Regions from separate parts of the Mus musculus genome. Here regions 1 and 2 are each linked to region 3. Evidence: chromatin loops called from intact Hi-C (ENCODE). Cell type or tissue: left cerebral cortex. All regions are shown on one strand. Region 1 overlaps Xkr6 (X-linked Kx blood group related 6). Region 2 holds the start of Xkr6 (X-linked Kx blood group related 6). Region 3 holds the start of Mtmr9 (myotubularin related protein 9).

The links. Peaks named below come from ENCODE experiments on the same cell type or tissue, not always from the same donor. Only the 100,000 strongest peaks of a DNase experiment are listed, where the experiment ranks them.
Region 1: a loop joins it to region 3, with 1.9 times the contacts of the local background. A loop is called at or near these places in 2 of 42 quality-filtered maps.
Region 2: it touches region 3 in a loop (5-fold over the local background); 4 of 42 quality-filtered maps call a loop at or near these places.

What each region holds. Positions count from the first base shown.
Region 1 is chr14:63,688,160-63,696,159 of GRCm38, reverse strand. All of the region lies in intron 1 of Xkr6 (X-linked Kx blood group related 6), which reads right to left. Among named protein-coding and RNA genes, the nearest start is that of Mir598, 35 kb to the left of the region's middle. In left cerebral cortex, no CTCF peak of the experiment used is centred here; DNase peaks (open chromatin) are centred at 813, 3,074 and 3,353.
Region 2 is chr14:63,602,490-63,610,489 of GRCm38, reverse strand. It overlaps Xkr6 (X-linked Kx blood group related 6), which reads right to left and starts at 3,960. Exons shown (of 3, transcript NM_173393.2): 1 at 3,206-3,960. The coding sequence starts at 3,960. It overlaps Gm15918 (predicted gene 15918), which reads left to right and starts at 2,771. Exons shown (of 2, transcript NR_167937.1): 1 at 2,771-3,531; 2 at 7,692-8,000. In left cerebral cortex, a CTCF peak has its summit at 3,506; DNase peaks (open chromatin) are centred at 3,532, 3,805, 4,109, 4,441 and 3 more places; H3K4me3 peaks cover 3,205 bases; H3K27ac peaks cover 2,321 bases.
Region 3 is chr14:63,541,815-63,549,814 of GRCm38, reverse strand. Mtmr9 (myotubularin related protein 9) reads left to right here and starts at 5,862. Exons shown (of 10, transcript NM_177594.1): 1 at 5,862-6,357; 2 at 7,359-7,467. The coding sequence starts at 6,176. In left cerebral cortex, a CTCF peak has its summit at 4,038 (motif pointing left); DNase peaks (open chromatin) are centred at 4,052 and 5,800; H3K4me3 peaks cover 1,811 bases; H3K27ac peaks cover 1,047 bases.

The DNA.
Region 1 (8,000 bases), 150 kb before region 3:
TGTGTGCGTAAGCGGAGTCCCGGTCTGATTAGAAAGAGATGACCTCAGGAAGAACATTGACCTGGGACCACCAGGTCCCACTGAGCTCTCCACCCCACAGACTTCTCGAGGCACTGTCTCCCTGTTTGACGAGCAATCGGTTTGGAAAGGAGAGTAGAAGCTACAGGCACGCTCATTTTACACAGAAGGAACCAGGGGACCACAGAATAACATAGGTAATGATAAACAGCACAGGTCCCAGGCATGTCAAGGACAAATGATCGTGAAGAAGCTTGGCAGCCTGTGACCATCTGGGACTAAGCACTCCAATGCAAAGCTCTGGGTGCTGTGGTTAGATCAGAACTTCTGGTCCTCAGCTGCTTGGGAGGTTGTGGGACCTGCCTGGCAGGGCTGGGATACTCTGAATGAGAAAATGGAGAGGTACAGCCTAGCCTTACATCTGGTCCTGTTCTTTCTGCTTCCTGGTCTTTAAAAAAAAGAAAAGAAAGAAAAGAAAAAAGAAAAACAAAACGTGAACGAGCCTGCCGATGCTCCCACCAAGTGGCGCTGCCATGGACAGAGGCCAGGAACAGATCTGCCCTCGGCTGCTATGCCTTCCCCTTCACAAGGGACTGATAACTCGAGGCGTGGACCAACACCCCCTCTCCCGAATTATGTATGTCAAGTATGAAGTCACAGCAGCGAGAAGTAGCTAATACTCTAAGTAAAGGCAGAACCACGACCTTCCTGCATCAACAGCTTTCTGCTCATCGAGAGGGCTCAGAGAGGCAGCCCCTAGCTTTCTGGGTTATCCAACTTAAAGCTGGCAGTTTTGATGAAAAGCAGCCCACGCATTGGGGAAAGTGTGTTGAAGTGAAGCATGGAAGGCACACAGAGAAAGCGGCTCCCACTGAAAACAACGGTACTGGAGAAATCCGAAAGATTGACTTTAACTTTGACCTGACCCCCACTTCCTCACACATTAATCAGTCAAATGGGATAAATCTATTCCCGCCAGGGCGGAATTACACATCCTCTGTGATCCAGTGTCGAATAGGTTATCTCTTGATTAAGGTCTTAGCATGAATAAGACTTTTATTGAAATGATTTCCATTATCTGTACAGCAGTTCATCAGGAATAGATTTGGCCCAGCATCTTTCAGAAATGATTTGATCACACATCAAAATGTGGGCATTTGAGTAACTTTAATGGAGAAATTAAATATATCAACCTCACTTCCTCCCCGGGGGCTGTACCCTTTCAAGAAACTCCCATGCCAGCAAGTTCAGACAAGTCAGTGGTGGGGCTGCCTTCAGCCCAGACTCTTTCCTATATCCTGTGTACCTCTCCTCTATCTTGTGTTCTGACAGCTGACATTGGCTTTCTTTCTCTATTTCTCTTAAAGGCCCAGGCTGGCCTCAGACTCGCTTTTGTAGTCAAGAGTGAACTTGGATTTCTGATCTCTGACAGGGAGATCAACTGGCAGAGCAGTGTGCTGGATACCAAGGGCAAGAAAGGAATGCCCGATCGCTCCTGCACCTTTGGGGAGTTGTGGAGCTGCAAGTGGTACACTTGGGTGTTCACAGTCATTTGGTGCTGCAGTGGACAATGGCTGAGCACATTGCTGGGAGATCCTGAGAGATCCTGAGAGGAGCTAGCTCGCCACTTGCAAGCATCCCCCTCTGACTCTTAGTCTCCGGTAAACGACTCTGCTAAATGATACCCCTCCCCCTCACATGAAGGTTCCAGGATTGTAGAGCCTGGACAGCCTGAGAAGGCATGGCTTCTCCACTGTGTGCATGTCCCTGTGGAATTTACACTCCCCATTGGGCTATCCTGTCCTTGGCCCAGGTCACAAGTTTCCCTACCAAACCCCATGACTGGACTGCAAAACTCAGCCAGGGTCGTATTTCCTTTTGGGTGCTGGGAGTGATTCTGAGAGGACAATGGAGCTGCTCAATGAGAAAAAGACAGAGTTGAAGATGTCCATCTCAGCACTGTTGTAAAACAAACACTGTTTGGGTGACCCGAGGTTCAGGAAGACACACATACTCTGCAGCGATGAGGGCTCTGGCAAGCTGTCACAGAAGTGATCAGGAGCCAGGGGAGGGGCTCAACACCCAGAAAAGTGAGACAGGAGGATTGCTGAGAGAGTTCATGGCCAACCTGGGAAACAGTGAGTTCTAGGTCAGCTTGGGCTACAGAGATCAATGAATTAATCAACCAAATAAGCAAAGAAACACAGTGATTATGAAAACCACACAACCATGTAAGAAAGTGATCTGAACACAGAAGTTTATGCCCATTGTAGTTACAATAACAAATTTTAAATTATTTATAAAGGAATGCAGAAATTACTAACTAAAGTTCTTAATGGCTGGAAATTACATTTCTTTTTAAAAATCCTATCCTATTGTGTTATTTTTATAATAAATAATATTTGATAAAAGCCAATGGAGCTGGAGATGTAGCTCAATTTGGTACAGTGCCTGCTTAACATGCAGGAAGACCTGGGTTCAATACCCACAGTGTGCATAGCAGTGTACACCTATAATCCCAGAACTCAGGGCACGGAGGTGGGAGACTTAGAAATCCAAGTTCATTCTTGGCTACAAGGTGAGTTTGAGGCCAGCCTGGAATATATAAGAGAAAGAGAAACAGAGAGGGAGAACAGGGGGAAATAAAAAAAAATAGGGGAAGGGGGCGAGGAATGAAAGAAATTACAGAGTGGGGAAGGGAAGAGGGGAAGAGAAAAGAAAAATGAAAGCCAAGTGGAGAAGCCCAGAGAGAACGGCGCGTGTGGGGTTTCTAGTGGCCTCTGCCTTACATGGCCTCGGCACGCCTCTCCAAGCACACAAACACACACTACCTGGCAACCTCCAGAGAGTTTCCAGATCTGACTCCTTTCTTGTCCACCCACAATCTGTGCTCATTGCTACACTTTATTTTCGACCGTCAATATTTTCCAAACCCACGGAGTTGAGATCTGGTCTGAGCACCACGTGTGGACAGCCTCTCGGTAGTGAGAACAGATGCACCATGGGCAATCTCGGCCACTCGCAGCTTTCCTGTGCACAGAAGCCAGTGGCTTATTTTCAGGCAGGATCCCAGAATTCAGCTATATTTTACACTGCCATTTTAAAATAACGCTCTCAAAATACAACTCTCCTGTGTCTACGAATTGCGCTGTTTTCCATAGAGCATACCCTAATTCTGGAAGGGGAGAAAGGCAGGCAAATATTTATTCAGAAAGTGCTTCGTATTTACATAGCACCTAACGCTAATGAAACATCTTCCCCATCCTAATGATGAGATTAAGGTGTATATTTAGAGCTCCACCCACCAGCCTGCCTGTGCCTCATTCAGTCCAAGTCTGAAGTCAGCTCTCAGGCTTCACTAGCTTCCAGCATTAGTGTGTGGGATCTATTTTACTCCCTGCTAGGAAGAGGTGCTTGCTAGCAACATTCTTGCTTTTTCTGAGGCTCGAAGAAGCTTCTCCTCTCTGTGGGTGCTGGGCGCACTGCCAGCCTGAAGGAAAAGGAGAAGTTCTGCACATTCGGAGGGGGGGGACGGGGGCTGGGGGTGGTCCTTGAGTCCTTCACACATCTGTAGCAGCTCCTAAGACTGGATTTGGTCTAGAGAGGGGGAGTTTCAGTATAATGGAACCTCTCTGTGGGGTACAGTCAACCTTCCCGGTCTCAAAGGATGCACTGCTCTGCCCCAGTAGGAGCCTGCTCTGTTTCTCACTTCCAGCTCCTCATTCCGCCTGGATGGCCATTTCCTGGCCTTCTCTGGCCCATTAATAACTTCACCATCCTCTTTTCTGTCCCCTTCCAACTCTCCTTCCTTTTGTCCCAGGCCAGTCTTCACAAAACTCAATTGGTGCCAGCACTTGCTTCATCCCCTAAGCTCCATTGAGAGCTACTAAGGACAGGGACCATGACTCTTGTCTCTGGTGACAGGCCACATTCAATCTCTCTTCAGCAGGTGCGCTTGCTGAAAGGCACACAGAACCCTCTACAGGGAGGGCTGTGCAGTCACTTGTAAGGAGCAAAGGTGAGAGATAGGCAGGGGTCTCAGAGGGGACACTAATTAGCCCTCATGCCAACCTGATAACTCTAGGAGAGCTAGTTTTCCGTATTTCACAGACAGGATTACAAAACACCTTCAGAGGTAAATAATGTTGGTAAAGGACAGGAGAGAGGTGAGTGAGTGGTGGTAGGTAATGGGGTTGCTGCAGTGGGTAACCACTGCCCTGAGACTCAAGGAAAAATAAAATGCTTGTCAGAGGTTGGAGGTACTAGTAATGCCTCCCTTCTGTCCGACCTTGATTGGCCATGTCACAGGCTGGTGTGTGGAAGGCCCTATAGCTCAGGCCTTGAAGGTCTTGCCTGTGGACTGTCAGTGTAGAACAGGGGACAGCACTGGTCTCTGGATCGCCAGTCTCCTCCCCTGGCACACTTTGGCTCACAGCCATAGCTTCCAAAGGACAGCCTCTTGGAGTATGCTCACCCAACTCTTCCCCAACCTCTGTCAGAGGTCTCCCTGCTGTTCTGTGGACAGGTGTAGAACACCTGCCACAGCCTGGCACTTGCCAGAGTGACGTCCACACGTTGCTGCATCACACTCCTTGAAGACTGGTTGGCATGCAGATATTCATCGCATATTAAAGCCTGCAGAGTCCTCCTGCCTGTGAGGAAGTTCTAGGAAGCCACATTGGAGTCAGAGAGACACTAAAGTCACCACCTAGGATTTGAACATCCAGTAGAAGAGTATGTCTTCTCTTCAGGAGGTGGTCTGGATTCTCTGAAGGTATCTCACAGCTTTGACAGGCACCCCGATGCACTCACGTGAAGACTAGGATTGAAAGCCAATGTGTGCTTAGAAAAGATTTTTTTTTTAAAACGAGAATTCATATCACATAGCACTGATCCTCAACTTTGTGAATATATTGTCTCAGTGGCTTATAGGTTGTCCCTTAAATGTAACTTAATTATTTAAGAAAGGAAAACCTCACCGTAGGGGAACACAGTTAATTCTGAAGCCCTGGCTACAGAAGTACCTAGCACATAGTAGGTTTTCAAACAGTGATAGCTGTGTTATCTATTAATAGTAGCCCGTGGGCTTTAAGTGTGAGAGGCTCATTGAAACTGTCCCTTGTCATCGATTACTGAGCCATGGCAAGGTCCCCCCAATGGGATAATATTACAGACTGCCCAGCCCGCATGAGGGCAACCCTGGACCAGCTAGTCTAAAATGTCAGAGAGAACAGAAAACTTTCAACACCGATAAGTTGAGTCCTATACACTAGAAAGGGGTGTGTTTAGGTTAAGTGACTTGCCTCAGCTACAAAGTCACTCCCAATTCAGGTCTCTGGTATCCTGCTGATTGTATCTCTTTGCTAGACTCTGCTGGCCCTCTAGTGAAAGGAGAAACTTCAAATAAAAAGTAAGCATGGTCCCTTGCTCTGCTACTGATGGAGGCAGTGCTGTGTCTGCTGCTAGCATCCTCTGAGGAGAATGAACTCCAGAAGCAGCTGCAGCAGAAGAGAGGCCCTGCAGGTCACCTGGCCAGTGCTGCCCTACAGGGATCAGTTGTGTCCTATTTTGGAGGAACTCCAGGGAATGGCTGCACTGCCAGTTTCATGAAAGTTGATCTGCCACCCACACACCTCTGATGTGGTACATTCCCTAGAAGTCCCCCTGCATGGCTTGTCGTCCTCATGCCTGTAATGCCTTAGTGTTATGAACACTCTTCAGCCCTGAACCTATCAAATCTACCCTGAGAGAGGCACTGATAACTGTCTCAGTGAAGGGCACTTTGGGTGCTCACACAAGTCCACAACCCATAGTCACTCCTCCCCTGCTTCCTCGCTTAAAAGGGGGACTGACCAAGTAGGCAAACTCTAATTTGCTACCACCAATCCCAGAGACCCCATTTCTCTTCCCACGAGATTGTGCTAAACTTGAAATAGGATGGAGTCTAGACAGGCAGACATGGTAGATGCCCACTGCCCAAAGAGAGGCCTGTGCATGCTTCCTCCTCTCCCGACACCATCTCATCGTGGCTACATCTCAAGAAGACACTAAGGGAGCCTGCATGGAATTCTAGGGGTGGCAGAGCAAAAAAGATGTGGAAGGAGCCTTTGTCTCTGATGTCAACTTTGAGCTACCAAATTAACCAATTCTGATGTCACTGTGATAACTTCCTGTTAGGTGATATTATCCACTTCCCTTATCGAGCTGACTAGGGACTGTATTTTCCGTATTTGTAGCCAAACCAACCTAAATGACTGTCAGTCTGTCTCCTCCATGCAGTCTTAGCATCTCATGAATGAGACAGACTATTGCTAGAACCAACTTCCAAACTGCACATTAGGTCAGTCAGTATGTTACACCTTAGCACAGCGCTCAGCACTTTGGAACTTCTTAGATGAATGGAGAGTAGACCGAACTCCTTGCCTTCTATATTTAAAACAAAAATGATGGTGCCACGGCAAAGGGGAAGGGTTTTCCAGACCTCCCTTGGGGACAATAGGAAGGGGGAATTTAGTGCAAGGTGAAGCACAGCCTGTGACATAGGAGGGTCGTGAATGAAGAAGGGACAGACTGGTCAGTGAGATTCAACCCCCCAAGTCTGCCACCTTCCTGCTGTGTGACCTTTCAGTCGTGTGACCACACACACACACACTATAAGACTGGACATGGGGATATGCTAATTTCCAAGTGAAGAAAACAAGTTTTAACTACCTTCCTTACAGAGCACTCATAGAGAGCACAGAAGCTGAACAGATTCCTTGGATGAATATTATGAAGAAAAGAAAAAAAATTGTCATGGAAAAATTCCACTCAGATCCAGGAAAGGTATTGAATGGCTGGGTAAATGAACTGGGCACTGACAGAAGATCGTGGCATCACCTCCCTGGTGGCTTAAGATTTTAACATGGATATCAAGACGGGGGACCAGAGTGCTAAAAGAAAACGAATCTTTCTTCTGCTTCTAGTCCCCAACACTCTTGTCATAATCAAAACTAGTTTAATGTCTCATGGCGTCAGTCACCACAGGCCTTTCTTCCTATTCCCTACCTCAAGAACCACAATGAGGGAGCCCAGCCCAGCACTGTACACCTGTCCCAGTGGACCATCTACCTAGGAAACCTGGGCTCCTGAGGAGGCTGAATTACGGGTGTTAGCCGTCACCACGTCTCACTGTCCATTACTCGTAACAAAAGCTGGTTGCAATACCCCAAGTCCATCCATATTGTGCAGACTTTTCCAGACATACGAAGGGAGTAGTCACGTGAGCAGGCTATAGAGAGTAGGGCAGCAATAGGTATTAACAGAGCCACCGGCTGAGTGTTCTGATTTCTTCTCAGTCCCCTTCACCTCCTGCATGCCATTCACTCCTTTTGAAACATGTGGGGGAGAGATTGCTCTGTAGAAAACAGAAGATAGGATAGCCATCTTTTATGCCTTCTTGCTGTGTGACCTTCCAGCTGTGTGACCTAGTGTACATTACTGCCAATGCTTCTGTAGCTTTTTGTTTCCTCAACTGCAACCAGGGACAGCAGAGTTGAGATAGTAACAGTATATACACACCATACCCTACAGGACAGGCATTATCATAGCCCAGTTCACAGGGCAGTCTGGGAGGCTCGGAGGAGAAGGCTATGAATAGGAAGTGCGTGTAATCCCTCAGTTGAAGAAAATTACTGAAAATTTGTTTTCTCGAGAAGCAGGCTGTTCTCCACAAGCTCTGTGATATAGACGCCAGCTGCAAGATCGCCTCCCAGAACGGAGACTACTTAGGCCCTCAGGTTGTTTCTTTGTCTCATGCAGGATTCGGTGTCTAGGGCCCCATTTGTTCAGTTACTTTACTTACATTCTGAGAGCCTTCAGTGTTCCCAGGGAGAAATGGAAGACCCAGGAGCGCTATATACAATGACTGTGCAGAGAAGATGGGGCTAGAAGACTGGGGTGGGGAATGGGTAGCTGAGACCACAGCTGAGTCCTGGGTGCAT
Region 2 (8,000 bases), 61 kb before region 3:
ATGCTTTCAAAGCAAGCAACATGCCTAGCAGGTATTAATGAGCAGGCCTTGTTCTCAGAGCATTTCAAGCAAAGTCAGTCCAAAAATAAAAAATGAAAATCCCTCCTCAGTAAATACTGCCCTTGAAATGCAGCAATAAAGATGAGACAGCCTTGCTGAATTAGCCTGTCGTTTAATACTGTAACTCTGTGAGTTACATAAAGATAAATTCCAATCTGAAAGTTAGACATAGTAAAGACACAGGCATCTTCGGTAATTTCTTTGCAGTGAAGACTCTGGAAAGTCAAATGAAGGTTGGGGGGGGGGGGGCAAATAGAGCATCCCATTTAAATTCTAAAAGCTAAATCTATACATCCTAGTTTGTCCCAAAACGTGGACTTAACTTTGCACATCACAATTCAGTTTGGCTAAATGGGAGGGAGGATTATACTGACGCTAAAACTGACTGAAGCAGAACTTTACCTTCAACTGGTCTCAAGAGCTCACTTCCAACTAACAGGATGGGACACATTAGAATTAATGCTCTCAGAAAATTTAACGTGACATCAACTTCCTCACGGCCCACATTCACATGCATGAGACAAGGAGACAGTAACTTCAGCTTGTTCAAACAGATGCCTAGTTATTAAATACATGCTGCATAAAACCCTACTAACAGTTCATGATCCTTCTCGTACTTTTTCCTTGTCTCCTCATGGCTCATACCAGCCTCCAACCAACTGAAAAACTGTATTCTCAAGAGCAAACCCCTCCAACCAACTGAAAACTGTATTCTCAATAGCAAACCCCTCCAAGCAACTGAAAAACTGTATTCTCAATAGCAAACCCCTCCAAGCAACTGAAAACTGTATTCTCAATAGCAAACCCCTCCAAGCAACTGAAAACTGTATTCTCAATAGCAAACCCACTTTGATTCAGCATGGGATTATTTAGGGAAAGGGTTAAAATTTTAGACTTTAAGACTTATTTTGAAAATGTTCTTTTGGCTTCAGCTATACTTTTAACTAAACTTCCTGTTTGTAATTTTTTTATCAGCAGGAAACAACTTCTCTGCAGATAAGTGCAGCTGGAGTAATGGTCACTGGGAAGAACCTAGGAACACTAGTCAACAACCATGGGAAGAACAGAAAAAGCAAGACCCACTCTCACTTCTTCCTGACTCTGCATGTCAACTCTGTAGGACAATGTTTTAATTCAATCTCATGCTTTCTGTGATGTTCTGAAGATTCAGAATAGAGATATGAAGAAAACATTCAAAACACAAACTTTATTACATCTAACCAGAGCACAGCTTTATTAGCCGAGATGCTGAGGCCTAAAATCTACTTGGCATAGAAGATAGTCTAGGGCAGTCTCCTCAGAGGAAATGTACTGAAAGGATTCAGCCCTGTGTAGGTTCTACTACTACAAAAAAAAAAAAAAATGTTCCCCTTGCAAATACTGTCACTGGCAAAGTCACTGGATCCAGAACACACTGGCGCAGGTTTAAGTCGTAGGACACACAGTGACTAAGGTTTCAATGGTTTCTTGGGGTAGCCAGAGAGGTAAACACTGATGGTAGTCAGTAAGGGAGGCAGACAGTGAAGTAAGTAGACAGTGAAAGTAGTCAGGCAGTCAGGAGACAGTGAGACAATCAGCAGACTTTCAAGTAGACAGTGCGGTAGGAAGCACTGAGGTAAACAGAGTCGGTGAGACCAGCAACGGTAATCAGTGTGGCAGGGAGCGAGGCAGTGAGCAGACAGTGAGGGAAATGGGTGTAGTGAAGCAGTCATCGAGAGGTATTCCGTAAGTAGACAGAGACAGATAATAAGTGGAAGACACGGAGACAGTCAGCAGACAGTGAGAGAGTGACGTAAACAACAGCAGTCAGGCAGTTAGGTAAGCACTGGAGGTAATCGCCGAGGTGAACGAGGAGGTAGACAGGGAGATAAACAGAGAAGGCAGTGAGCTAAGGATGGAATCAGGAAAGCAACCAGTCAGTGTGGTCAGACAGAGAAGAAAGCCAGCTGGTGAGCTAGTGAGGTACCAGGTAGTGGGAAAGGAAAACAGCGAAGCAGCCAGTGAGGTACCCAGTCAGTGGAGTAGCCAGTTGGTGAGGTAGCCTGTCAATGAGGGCAAGACAGTAAGACAGTCAGTGAGGCAGACCACATAGGAAGGCATATATATGAGTCTGGTGTAAACAGGCAATCAGTGAGGTAGCCGGGAAGTGGGGGAAGACGGTGAGGCGGTAAGGTAGACAAGGAAGGCAGTTGGAGAGGCTATGATGTAAACAGTGAAGCAATCAGTCAGCGAGGTGGACAGTTAATGAGGTAGAAGGTGGGGTAGCTAGTCAGTGAGGTACTCTATGTGCTTAGACAGTGAGGCAGACAAGGTTCCTTGGTGAGTGGTTTTGAGAGATCAACCTGACACACGAGGACTTTACAGAAGCAGGGGAAAGGGCCTTGAGGCCAAGCTTGCATCTTGGATGTAAACACAAACCACACAGAGGCCTGGCCGTTAAAAACAGAAATAGGTGCTCAAGTGGCTCAGTGATTTTCCAGAGGTGAGAGTTAACAGCAAACGCTTGCTGCCACTAGATACCATCTCATTTTTTTTCCCTGTCACTGCGAAAAGGGCACATCTATTCCGGAAAGAAAAAAAAAGTCATTTTTTTTCCTTCAAGGAGGGCAGCGGTGTGGAGCAGCGGTGTTTGCAGGGGCTGGGGCTGCAGGAGGAGGAGGGGCGTGAAAGGAAGGAGTGCTTTAAGGAGAGGCAGCTAGGGTTTTTCCACAGGGCCCCACACCGGCCACTGCAGAGAGAAAACAGGAGTGGGGGGGGGGAGGAAATGTCCCTCGGGGAGGATGGGGGTAGGGGGGAAGGCCAAGTGCAACCGGCTGAAGGAGGCCAGGTCTCCTCCAGGATGCAAACGAGCGCCAGTTACCTTGGGACACAGCGGGGGGGGGAAAGGGGGCAACCAGGATGGAGGTCTGCAGAGGAGAGGCGGGAGGGTAGAGGCAGGGTCTTCTCCAAGTGCAACCCAGGGACGGAGATGGACAAACAGCAGGACCTAGGGCCTCCCCCGGGCCAAAAGGCGTGGCCAGGCAACCTATAGACCGTCCCGAGATGCTAAGACAGCGCACGGCTACCCCCGGCTCAACCTAGCCCAGACTGTCCGAGGGGCCCGCGCGCGGCCGCAGCCCCCGCCCCCAGCCCGCAGTGCTCTTACCTCCACACCTGCCCCATCTGCAGCAGGTGGATGACCGACTGCCAGATCCACACGGAGAGGCGGCACAGACGCTGCGCCCCCGGGGTGGCCGAGCCCCCCGCACCCGGGCCGCCGCGGGCCGCGCCGTGGCCGTAGCCGGCCCCCATCATTGGGGGTCCCCGGCTGCTGAGCCCCTCCACGGCGCCTAGCCCGCCGCCCGTGTAGTCCTGCACGAACCAGCGGAAGCTCAGGCTCTGCACCAGCAGCGACGGCACCAGCACGAAGAACAGGGTCAGCCCGAAGCAGCCGTAGTCCCCCTTGCGGTAGTAGTCGAGGGCCAGCCACAGGTCGGTACCCACGTCCCCGAAGAACACCAGCAGCGCGAGCACGATCCACAGGCAGTCAAGCCACGGCCGCTCCACCTGCGGCGACGCGGGCTGCGGTCGGCCGGCCGAGGGCGTCGGGGGGTGGCGGCCGGCGGCCCCGGGCGGCTGCAGCGGCTGGTCCCCCCCGTCGGCGGCGGCGGCGCTGCGGCGCGGCTTCTTGCCCAGCAGCGAGCGCAGGCAGGCGGAGCGGCAGCCCCAGTAGCACGAGGAGGTGTTGCAGCAGTGGCAGATGTGCAGCGAGCTGCTCTCGCCGGGCTCGCTGCCGTCGCCGCCGCCGCAGCCGCCTCCCCCGGGCTCCCCGTCCTCCTCGCCGCTGCCCACCGCCTCGTCCAGGTTGTGCAGCTGGGCGAAGCCCACCCCCACGCCACCGCCATCGGATTTCGCCGCCATCTTGACTCTCTTCCCAGCTCCGGAGGTTGGGGGGGAGGGACGGGTGGGGGGAGAAGGCAGGGACCGGGGAGGGGGGGAACGAATGGAGAGGAAGGGGGGCGGGGAGGAAGCGGGGAGCAGACGAACGGGGGGAGTGGGCCAGGGAACCCCCTCCGCTTCCGGGCGGGCGGCGTCACTTCCGGGCGAGCCCCCCAATCGCACGGCGCCCGCAGCCTCCTGGCCCTACCCTACCGGCCAAGATGGCCGCCCTCCTGTGCCTCAGCTGCTGGGCGGGGGGCCGGGGGGTTCTCCCCGCCAGGGCTCCCCGTCCCCTCTTCCGTTGACCCCGAAACCCATCAGGTTGACCCCTCGGCGTTTCAGAATCCCGCTGGGTTGAGTGAGACGGTCCAAAGTGTTCCCTGGAGGAGGCAGTGCCAGACGTTTTGGGGTCCCCTTCCTCTGCGTCGCAGCTCTCAGCTTTGCTCTGGGAGAAACGCCCCCTAACACCCTCCCGGCTGCGGGCAGAGGGGCGGGACCTTTGAGGGAAGGGGAGGAGCTAGTGAAAAGCAGGTGATTACTTGTCACTTCCGGGAGATAGGATGACCTCATTGTGTAGTTAGACACCCCCCTCCCCCCCACCAAAATGGCTGTGTCTCACCTCTGGCTGGATAACCCCCCCTTCATCCGTGTTAGTTTCTTATTTTGAGGGGCTCTAAAAATAATGACATAAGTCAATAAGAGTCCACAAACTTACTGATTCTCACTTCTGTTTAGACATCTTTCATCTTTATTGACCCCCTAATTTTCCTGTCACTTGATAACTTTCCCATATTTTGTAATAAAGTTTCCAACTTTCCCTCAAGAAAATTCTAGGCAAAATTTAGCTAGAAATCAGCCTGGTTGCCTCTTTCCTGTTGTAGCAAGAACTAAATGGGCATCTTGTGACCTTGAGTGTTTTCTGCACAGTCAAACATGTTTTTACCTACTTTTTTTTGTTTGTTTTAGCGTGATTTTAAAACTCTCTAAAGACCTTCATTTGGGAAAAAAAAAAAAAAAAAAAAAAAAAAAGCTTTAAGCTGTATGTATCAATTACTTGTTCAGGCAATTTGAATGTGTGAAACTTGTCTTTGCCAGTGTTTTGGGGGGTGCTAAGGCTCTGTTAGTAAACATGGCTTTAAATGAGTGAAAATGTTATTAATGTGCTATATCATTAAAATAGGTGCAGAGTATTTGAGCTTCACTAACAAATTGTATAAATGAGGCAGCACTGAATGGATTTGAATTACAATGCTCTTTCAGTGGAAGACAGCAAACTACTTAGTTGTTATTGATGAGTTATTTTAAAGAAGTATTTTAAAGAAAAAGTGAAAAAGAAAACACTGGAATTTTCTCATCAACCTCTGTAGATTGTTTTTATCCAATTTTTTTCAGTAATCTAAGAATGGCAATAATGGGTTTTTTTGTTTTGTTTTTTGTTTTGTTTTTTTTGGAATGCTAACAAGACAAATAGGTAATATGTTTATAGCATTGAGGTTCTGAAGAAAAAAACTACTTTGACAACTTATGACATTTAACCCTATAGGATCTACTTCAGTTTCTAGAGTGACTGGGAAAGAAGAGAATACCCTATTGCAGAACACAAGTTTTCATGAGTATATCATGCCAAGATAAAATGTATAAAAACTGAAAAACTATGTAAAGAATTTTACCCATACATTACAGAAAGTGATTCTAAAATCTACTTTGTGAAAGAAATCATATAACTGCATCTTTTACTTTTTGCTATAGTTTAATCCTTTTACTTTCTATGGTAATAAAACAGCACTAACAGGTAAAATATTATTTCTGCATATAGGTGAAAGACTGTTTCTTTGCTGGAGTTGAAACAACACCTTGGGGGCTGGAGAAATGGCTCACAGGTTAAGAGCACTGGCTGCTCCTCCAGAGGACCTTGGTTCCCTTCTCAACACCCACATGGCAACTCACAACTGTCTCTAATCCAAGTTTCAGGGGACCTGGCATCCTCATGCAGACATAAATGCACATAAAAATAAATCTTTTCAAAAAGAAAAAAGGAACAGCAGTGAAATAACATCTTAAACCATGGGTTGCACACAGTTGCTCAGACATGAATTCTTGTTCCATTAAAGTGGTATGTGAATAACATAAACCAGATAATCTCTTTAAACCTCAGTTGATGTCTTCATATCATGGAATATATGCTTTCTTTGAAACTGTGCTCAGTAATAATCTATTTAAAGCTTCCAACATGATACCTCATAGGCAGTAAACAAATGGTAACTAACTGCCTGTGTTATTGTTGCCCTTACTGTTACTGTTATATTGGTATCACCCCAATATATATCTAGTTAAACCCTATTAAGTAAATTTATTGGCACTAATATAAGAAAGCATTTTGAAATATTTCCAGGAAATAAGTGCAATTAATTTGTACTTTTAAATATATTTTCTTTATTTAAATCTGGGACTACGAAATGAGATACAAAAGCAGGCAGTAACGGCATATTTATGATCCTTATTTCTCTGTGCTCTGAAAGAATAGCATCTACAGGTGAAATTAGCTAAGTAATTTACACTCACACTCGCTAAGGCTGACAAAAGAGACAATGAGTCAAAAAGTGTCAAATTGAAGTTTCAGGTAGATACATGATTCAGTCTTTGCAAGTGATTTCAATTTTGTAATTGCTGGCTCAACAATTTTATCTTTCTATCTTTTTTGTCTTTTGGTTTTTTTTGGGTTTTTTTTGTTTTTTGTTTTTTGTTTTTTTTTGAAAAGGGGGGCATGCATACATTCTCCAATCCAGAAGGCTCTAAAATTAAAGTCAGTAACAGTGATAATAAACCTATCTTTAGTAAAAGATTTATATGAGATTTTGGACTATTTGGTGGAAGATACAATTTAACCCAGAGTTTTAGGTCAGTTAAATATTCTGTGCATGTTTAGCACTGTGTCAGTATTGAACACATAGGCATTGGATAGATGAAAGTGTTAATGGCTAATTTTCTGGGTAACTAAGATTTAAAATTGTGTTAACAAAAAATTAGAGTTTATATTTTATTATGTGAATCTTTATAAAATCATTGGAGTGTTACAGAGACAATTCAACCCTTTATGTAAATCACAGAAAGAAGAGTAAGTTAAAAAAAAAAAAAGTTACTCATTGTCCTGTTTTCAATATAAGGGCAATAGTTAACCTTTTAATTTGAGGTCTATTGATTTGCTATTTTGGTACTTGGGATTAAAACTCAAGACCTCATACATGCTAAGCACATGCTTTTCCTAGCTAGTTAACCCTTTCTTGACAGCTTGGCTTTAAGATGGCCTTGTGCTAAGAGGCTGCTTAGACCTAGTAGGCACCTTTATTATAGGTACTAGTGTGGCTTTTTCCTAATCTCTTTTTTTAGCCTTTGCTTTCTATAACTCAGTCAGTTAACAGTTTGATCCTATGCTTCTACTACTATGTAGACTGAAAAGCTAAACAACAAAGCGTGTTCCAATTGCATGTAAATTAATTCTAAATACTTTCTAAGAGCCTTTTGAGTATTGTAAGGTGGTTTTACTATATAGAAGTTGTGACTTAAATCTTATTTGGAAGTACTTGGGGTTTTCCTTAAATTTTGGGGTTTTCTTAATTCTTGGCTATTTTCAGAAAAGCAAAGAAGAAACTTAGTGTTGAAGCCTATCATGTACTAAACACTCTCCTAACTATTGTTCCTTTTAAATCTTACAGTGGTACCAAAAGGCTCCTTCATAATCAGTTCTACACAATGAGTTCTCCTGAATCACACCCTATGCCGTCTACCCACTGATGCCAACCCCAAAGGACATCATATCACAGCACTAGTTATAGGAAGGACCCTGTTACATTGCAGTAACGGCACACATCTAGGACACATCGTGTAAATCCTAGTATGAGGATGGGCCTCAGCACGACACCACTGATGGGCTTTTGAGCCTCTGGAAGCTTCTTAACTCTAAGTGTGCATCATCCTTATGCTTCTATTTTACTAACTTTTGTAGAAATAGAACCTCCTTTAGA
Region 3 (8,000 bases):
ATATGCTGCCAGATGCCTAAGGAGGTGTCACGATGGGACTTGGGTTAAGTACAGGGAAAGATTAAAATAAATATCTACAAGACCCAAATGGATTCACTGCTGAATTCTACCAGACCTTAAAGAGCCAACACTAATGTTTCTCAAACTGTTCCATGGAATAGAAAAGTAAGCAACAGTATTACTTTAAATAAAACAGTATTATTTAAAACAGACTCATTTTACAAATCCAGTATTGCCTTGATATCAAAACCAGCCAAAGACATACACACAAAAATTATTGACTAATCTCTCTGATGAACATGGATGCAAAAATTCTCAATAAAAGACTGGTTAGCTGAATTCAACCTCATATAGAAGAAATCATCATGATCAAGTTGTCTTCATTTCAAGTATGTAAGGGTAGTGCAAATTAATAAGTGAAGAACATCACATAAATGGACTTAAGGAAAGAAATCAATGATGATATCAACAGCTGTAGAAAAGGTCTCTGACAAGCCTGCCATCTCTTCATGATAAGAATTCTGGGGAAATTAGGAATAGAAGAAACATTTCAACAAATTAAAGGCGATATAGCTAACGTACTGAAACTCAAAGCATTTTCCCTAAAAGAAAAAAAAATAACCAAGGGTGACTATCTTCTCCACTCTTACTCAGTATAGTGATTGAAGTCTTAGCTAGAGAAACAAGACAAGAGAAACCAGTGGGATATCAGTAGGAAAGGGGCTAGTAAAATTATCCCTATTTACAGATTACATAATAGATCTCACCAGAAAGCTCTTAGAATTGATATATGCTTTCAGTAAAATAGCAGCACCAATGTCAAAGTACAAATCCCAGTTGCCTTCCTATGCCTTCAGTGAACATGCCAAGGAAGGGATCAGGAGAGCAATCTCACACACAACAGCTTCAGAAAAATAAATGTAACCAAAGAAATGAAAGTCTCTGTTAAAGTTCGGAAACATTGGAGAACCCAAAAAGGGCCCTAGAAGATGGAAGACTCTCCCACATGCATGGATATCCACATGAGGATCTCTATTTCTCATTCTGCACAAAAATAATTTCAAAACAGAACAAAGACCTAGATGTGAGATCTAAAACTTTAAAAATGCTAGAGGAAAAGGTGGGGGAAATTAAAGATACAGGAATAGGCAGGTCTTCTTGGAATGGACTTTACTAACAAAGGAACTAATCTGAAAGATTGATGAATGGGATTGTGTGAAACTGAACAGCTTTGTCACAGTCAAGGAAGCATCAGCAGCACAGAGAAGGGATAGCTTGCTGAATGGGAGCAAAATCTTTGCTATATCTGGTGGAGGACTAATAGCTAGAATAGAGAACTCGAGAGACAAGCTATCAAACACCCAAGCAATTCAATCAATCAATAGGCTAATAAATTGATGAACAGAAAATGGCCAGTGGATGTATGCCACTGTGTTCAACATCCTCAGCCATCAGGGAAAGGTAAATTAAATAAACATCGAGATTCTATCCCATTGCAGTCAGAGTGCCCATCCTTTAAAAAGCAAATGCAGATCTGGGAGACAGCTCAGTCAGTAAAGTGCTGGCCATGAAAGCATAAGGCCCCGAGTTTAATCCCCTAGAATACACTGGCAAAAAGCTGGGTGTAGAGCAGCTGAAATAACTTAGGCAGAAAAGGTGCTTGCCACCAAGCTTGTCCATCTGAGTTTGATCCCACCCAAATAAGAGAAGTAACTCCTATATGTTGTCCTCTGATCTCTACAAGAAGATCTATGTACACACACACGTACACACACCACCACCACCAACAACAACAACAAATGCATTTGAGGATGGAGAAGAGCCCTCCTATACTGCTGGTGGGGATGTAAATTAGTTCAAGTGCAACAGAAAACAGTACGTGGCTCCTCCAAAATCTAACAGTGAGATCATCAAGATGGTTCAGCAGGAAAGGATGGCTGCTGACAAAGCCTGATTACTTAAGTTCAATCACCAGAATCCTCAATGTATGAATTCTCACCTAACCCATGCCTGTGTCATGTCATATAAGACATCAATCTTAAAAGGTAAAATAAAATAATAACTGAAAAGAAAACTAACAATAGAATTACCACAATGACCCAGCTAGACCAGTCTTGACCATCTGCCCATAGGACTTCCAATCAAAATACCACAGAGAGACTTGCACATCAATGTTTATTGTAGACTGTTCACAATAGCTAAGCTATGAATCAGCCACATCTGTCAATAGCTGAATGGATAAAAAAAAAGTGACACTCTCAATGCACTTTTATTCATATGCGCAGAAGAAATTAGTGTTTTCAGGAAAGTAGATGGACTTTGGATCATGTAAAGGGAAACAAATCAGATGCAGAAAGACAACAATCACGTTTTCTTGTTTGTAGTTCTCAGGATGAAATTTTTCTGATTATACACCTGTACCATTTTAATCTTGAGAATAAAGATAATAGTAGTACCTGCAAGGCAATGACGAAGTCCTTTAAAATTTTTTCTTAAAAAAACATTCACTTTATTTGTATGAGTGTTTTAACCTGAATGTATGTAGTACTCTTTGTGCTTGCTTGATGCCTTTGGAGGCCAGAAGATGGCACTGGATTCCCTGCATCTGGACTTAAAGATAGTTTTGAGTTTCCATGTGGGTGCTGGGAAGTGAACCTGGGTCCTCTGAAAGAGCAGTGACTACTCTCAATCTCTGAGGCATCTCCCAGTGCTCCTTAATATTTCAATTCAATTTTATGGTGTGTCCTCTCTCTCTCTCTCTCTCTCTCTCTCTCTCTCTCTCTCTCTCTCTCTCTCTCTGTGTGTGTGTGTGTGTGTGTGTGTGTGTGTGTGTGTGTGTGCAGGTGTATATTACTGTGTGGGCCTGGGAGTTTGAAGGTCAATATCAGGTGCATTTCTTGAGTCCTCTGAACTTTATTTTTGAGTCAGTTTCTCTCATTGGTTGGTCCAGAGTTTACTGTTTCTGCTACAGTGGTTGGCCTGTGAACCCTCAGGATCCTCTTGTCTCTGTCCCCCTTCTCTGGCACTGGGGTTTTAGACTCAGATTTCTTCTTTGTATATGTTCTGGGGTTTTGACCTTAGGTCTTTACACTTGCTCCTTACCCATTGTGGTGGTGGGAATAAGAATGGCCTAATAGGTTCAAATATTTGAAAGCATAGGGATTAGCACTATTTGAAAGGTGTGGCCTTGTTGGAGGAAGTGTGTCACTGGGGATGGGCTTTGGGGTTTCAAATGCTCAAGTCAGACCAGCAGCTCTTTAGAGCTTCCTGCTGCCTAAAGATCCAGATGTAGAACTCTCAGCTCCTTTTCCAGCACTGTCTGCCTGTGTGCTATTATGTTCTGCCATGATGATGATGGACTGAACCACTGAAACCAAAAGACACCCTCAATTAAATGCCTTCCTTTATAAGAGTTGATGTGATCAGACTGAGTTAGAGAACAGACTGAAGGAGCTGAAGGGGTTTGCAACCCATAGGAAAAAGAACATCAACCAACCAGACCCTCAGGGCTCCCAGGGACTAAACCACCAACCAAAGAGTACACCTGGAGGGACCCATGGCTCCAGCTGCATATGTAGCAGAGTATGATGTTGTCGGACATCAATGGGAGAAGAGGCCCGTGGTCTTGTGAAGGCTCGATGCCCCAGTATAGGGGAATGTGAGAGCCGGGAGGTGGGAGTGTGTGGGTGAGCATCCTCATAGAAGCAGGGGAAGGGAGGATAGAATAGAGTGTCTCCGGGGGAGACCTGGAAAGGGGATAACATTTAGAATGTAAATTAAGAAAATATCTAATTAAAAAAAAAAAAAGAGTTGCTGTGGTCATGGTGTCTCTTCACAATAGAATGCTAAGGCACCCATTGAGCTATCTTTATAGTCCTTAAGTAAATCCATTGTACACATTATAAATTTTATTATTTTCTTGGCTTATCAGAATCCCCTGAGGCCCTTATTTCTTGACTGTTTGGACAGTTAATATTTGACTACATCATTGGATTATTTTAATAGAGGCATATCCCATTGACTTTGAATTCTACCGCCACCTACTGCTTATGTGGGGAACTGTTTCTTGCTCTTTACTCAGGCTTTATTCCTAACTACTAAGTTTGGTTTTCTCAGCGCTAGTGAACTTTCTACGCTTTGAACTTCAAATCACTGGTGATTTAATTTCCTAATCGTTTCTGGTACTTCATTATAACAACTCAGAAGATACCTAATTTTTTTCTCTTGGCAAAAAACAAATAAAAGGAAAAAATCCTAATTTATGACTTTATAGAGCATGAAACATTTTAACTTAATGAAATAACGTTTTCATAATTTATTTTCAAGAAAACCAGAAGGGCCACAGAATCCATGGAGACTTTCTATCTTCTAGCATATACTAAATTGGACACTAAGTTCTTCCTTGGATATCTTCCATTCGGGGAGCCTTACCCTTCAAGGCTTTACTTTCATTTTTTTCTCTGTATAACTTTTCATTATTTTTCAGATTAAAAGTTTTCCATTCCACAATTTGTAGTTAATACAATGAGTCAAGTGAGGAAGGAAAGTAAACAAATCCGGTGTGGAAAACACCTCCACATTACTTCACCTCAGTCCATCAGCATCCATTGCTGGTTGTTTTCCTTTTGCAGATAAACTGGATCGCAGGAGTGAGTGATTTAGGAAGGGAAGGTTTTTAGAAAAGACAAGAACAAAATCAAGGACAAACACTGTGCAATCTGGTCAACTTCACTTTGCACACTCTGAAGTCAGCTACCTTGCTGTTCGTAGACACTGACTGGGTGGTGAGAATTTTCACTGCTAACACAGTAAAAGCAGGCCAGGACTCAAACATAATTCTTATTCTGGGATAAAGTAGAGGGATAGAAAGCAAGAAGAGGGAAATTCTATAGGTGGAACAACATTATGAACTAACCAGTACCCCGGAGCTCTTGACTCTAGCTGCATATGTATCAAAAGATGGCCTAGCCGGCCATCACTGGAAAGAGAGGCCCATTGGACTTGCAAACTTTATATGCCCCAGTACAGGGGAATGCCAGGGCCAAAAAGTGGGAGTGGGTGGGTAGGGGAGTGGGGGGGGGTATGGGGGACTTTTGGGATAGCATTGGAAATGTAAATGAGGAAAATACCTAATAAAAAATTAAAAAAAAAAAAAAAGAAGAGGGAAATTACAACAGCAAAACTCTGTCATTGCAGTGTCCGTGAGCAGTTCAGCTAGACTGTACTTAGCCGGGATACTATGAAGTCGTGACCAATATACCAAGGTCTTGATTTCAGGCTTTGCTACAGATTAACTGAACTATCTCTGAAGACACTAGAGTCCTTTCGCAGGGCGAGGATTAGTCAGTTTCTCTTTCCATCCTTTTAGAATATGCTGTTCTTGGTTAAAGTCATGGCGCTCTCAAAGAGTCTAAAGCATAGATTGTCCCATGTCTCTTCCAGACACCAAGATGCTACTTTTCGATCACAACCTCCGCTTCCATCCTACATTTGACATCTCTTCGTGACCAATTCATGAGACAACTACCAGGTAGCGCAAACGAAGAGCCCTTGAGGGACAGCACTCATGTGGAGGCTGGCAGGTCAGCGACGTCTTCTCGTCTCGCCTTTTCCGATAAGGAATATTTGAAGGGCAAGGATTGCGGCGGTAGAAGGTGAAAGAGGTTTTGGTTGGTTTTGTTTTGTTTTGTTTTGTTTTTCCATTGTAGGACCATAAAGTCATTGTTTCTGGCTGTGTTCCACCGGATCTAGCAAAGTACCAACTTCCGGTCCGGTTTCTATGTCTTCCGAGTCTCGAGTCCCTCTAATTGTGCAGGAGTTCCTGCCGGGTGCAACGCTCAGCAGCTACTTCCGCCAGAAGTCCCTGGCTGCTCGGGCTCGGATGCTGCTGCCCCGACGCCGGGTCCGTCTCCTCCGCAGCCCGCCCGTCAGACGCCGGTGGCAGCGGGGAGTGCAGGGCCTGGCGGGAAGCCTTCTCTGCGACCGAGTCCCGGCCAGTGGTGCGGAAGAGACTTGGAGAAGCGGCCAGGGCGGTGCCCGCAGGCCCTGGCGCACCCGCCCAGCCGGGGCGGGGCTCGACCTCCCGGGCCCGCCCAGCCGGGGCTCCGTCCGGGTCTGCGGATTAACCGCCGGGCACCTGCGGGACTGGGCCTCCCGCCCCTAGGCTGCGCCCAATATGGAGTTTGCGGAGCTGATTAAAACCCCACGGGTAGACAATGTGGTGCTGCACCGGCCTTTCTACACCGCCGTGGAAGGGACCCTGTGTCTGACAGGCCACCACCTGATCCTGTCTTCCCGGCAGGACAACACGGAGGAGCTCTGGCTCCTCCATTCAAATATCGACGCCATCGACAAACGGTGAGCGCCCACCACACCCAGGTCCCGGAGGAGCCTGGAACGGAACAGACGCTTTCAGGTGGTTTTTTATGGGTATCCTGGCTCAGCCAGCCAAATGAGCCTTCTGGGGCCTAGATCTATCTGCACTGGCCACCTGGCATCCCCAGGCTAAGGTCTCAGAGTCGTAGTGGTCATTTTGAACAGCATTTGGGCGTATTTTTAAATGTTCTTTGTAAAAAAAAAATTTCTTCCACCACATTTCTTGAATTATTGGTTGTTGTTAATCTGACTTCACGAAGTTATGATTCAATACAATTTAAAGCGACCCCTCCCCCACGATCTCGTTTTTAAATAGGCATGCTCAGCCCTTTGCAGCATAGGCCGGTCTTGAACTTCCAACTCTCCAGCCCCAGCCTCCCAAGTAAGTGCTGGAATTACAGTTGTGTGTGTATGGGCCGCTATGCCTGGCCATAGTATTTAACTGAGTACACTGTCATTTTTTCCATATATATGCATATGCATTTTAGTCTCTCCTTAAAACGTTTTAAAATCGGTAAGGTGCACCCCTGTAATAGCTGATGGGGAGTGCCGATGCAGGTGGATGACAAATTTTACACCCCTGCTCATTTAGGGAAGACTGAGTTTATCATATTGCATCTTACTTATTCTCTGGAATGATCACTTCCCACTGAGGGTAATCATTAGCCCTTAACATTCAGTTTTTCTTGTGAAAAGAAAGGGGCTGGCTCTAAAGGAACATAGGAACTAATTCATCTTTATTTCCCTACTCCATCACTTTAAATTTTTTATTTTTACTTATGTGTGTATGTGTGTATCTGTGTACAAGATACCATCAGCAGACTACTAGACTCCTCAGTTCATCTTTATTGCATAAATGTATTCAATGGTCTCTCATGCCTGCATGATAAAGACTGAATCCCTGGTTCTCTGTGTTCTGGTTCTCACCTACTGTCCTCACTAGTTTTCTTACCATTTTCATGATTTCATGTAATTTCTTACAGATTTGTGGGCTCTCTGGGTACCATCATCATAAAATGTAAAGATTTCCGAATCATTCAGTTGGATATTCCTGGAATGGAGGAGTGTTTAAATATAGCCAGTTCCATTGAGGTAAGTATGCTGCAGGCAAAATTCTGATAGGAAAATGGCGATATTTTGATTTTGTACAGCCCTTGATGCATAAGAATCATTTACTGTGCGAATCTTGCTACTTTCGCTCTGAAGACAGTTTGTGAACTGTTTTTCTGTTTCTGTAGATTTCCTGAAAGAACATCCTATGTGAAATTGTAAGCCAGTAAAACAAATACAGTGTAGCTGATTGTGGCCATGTTACAGTCCTTGGGCATCACAGTGAGCAAGTGTGGTCATCCTGAGTGGAGCAGCTCTGAAACCCTTCAACTCTGAGCAGTGCTCTTATACTGTGATTGTTGCAGTAGTGAGGTCCTGTTAACATGGGGCCTATGGGTGAAGCACCTCACCTCTCACAGTTAGCCTGTAGTGTCTTATAAAAGGAAGATGACATTACCTGCCTTTTATAGGTGTTTTACGATTACATTCGTGGGTTTATGTAGAATGCTTAGTATAATTATTGGCAAATGGTTGCTGTCATTGGAGGACCCTTCTATGGCAACAGCTTTATTTTG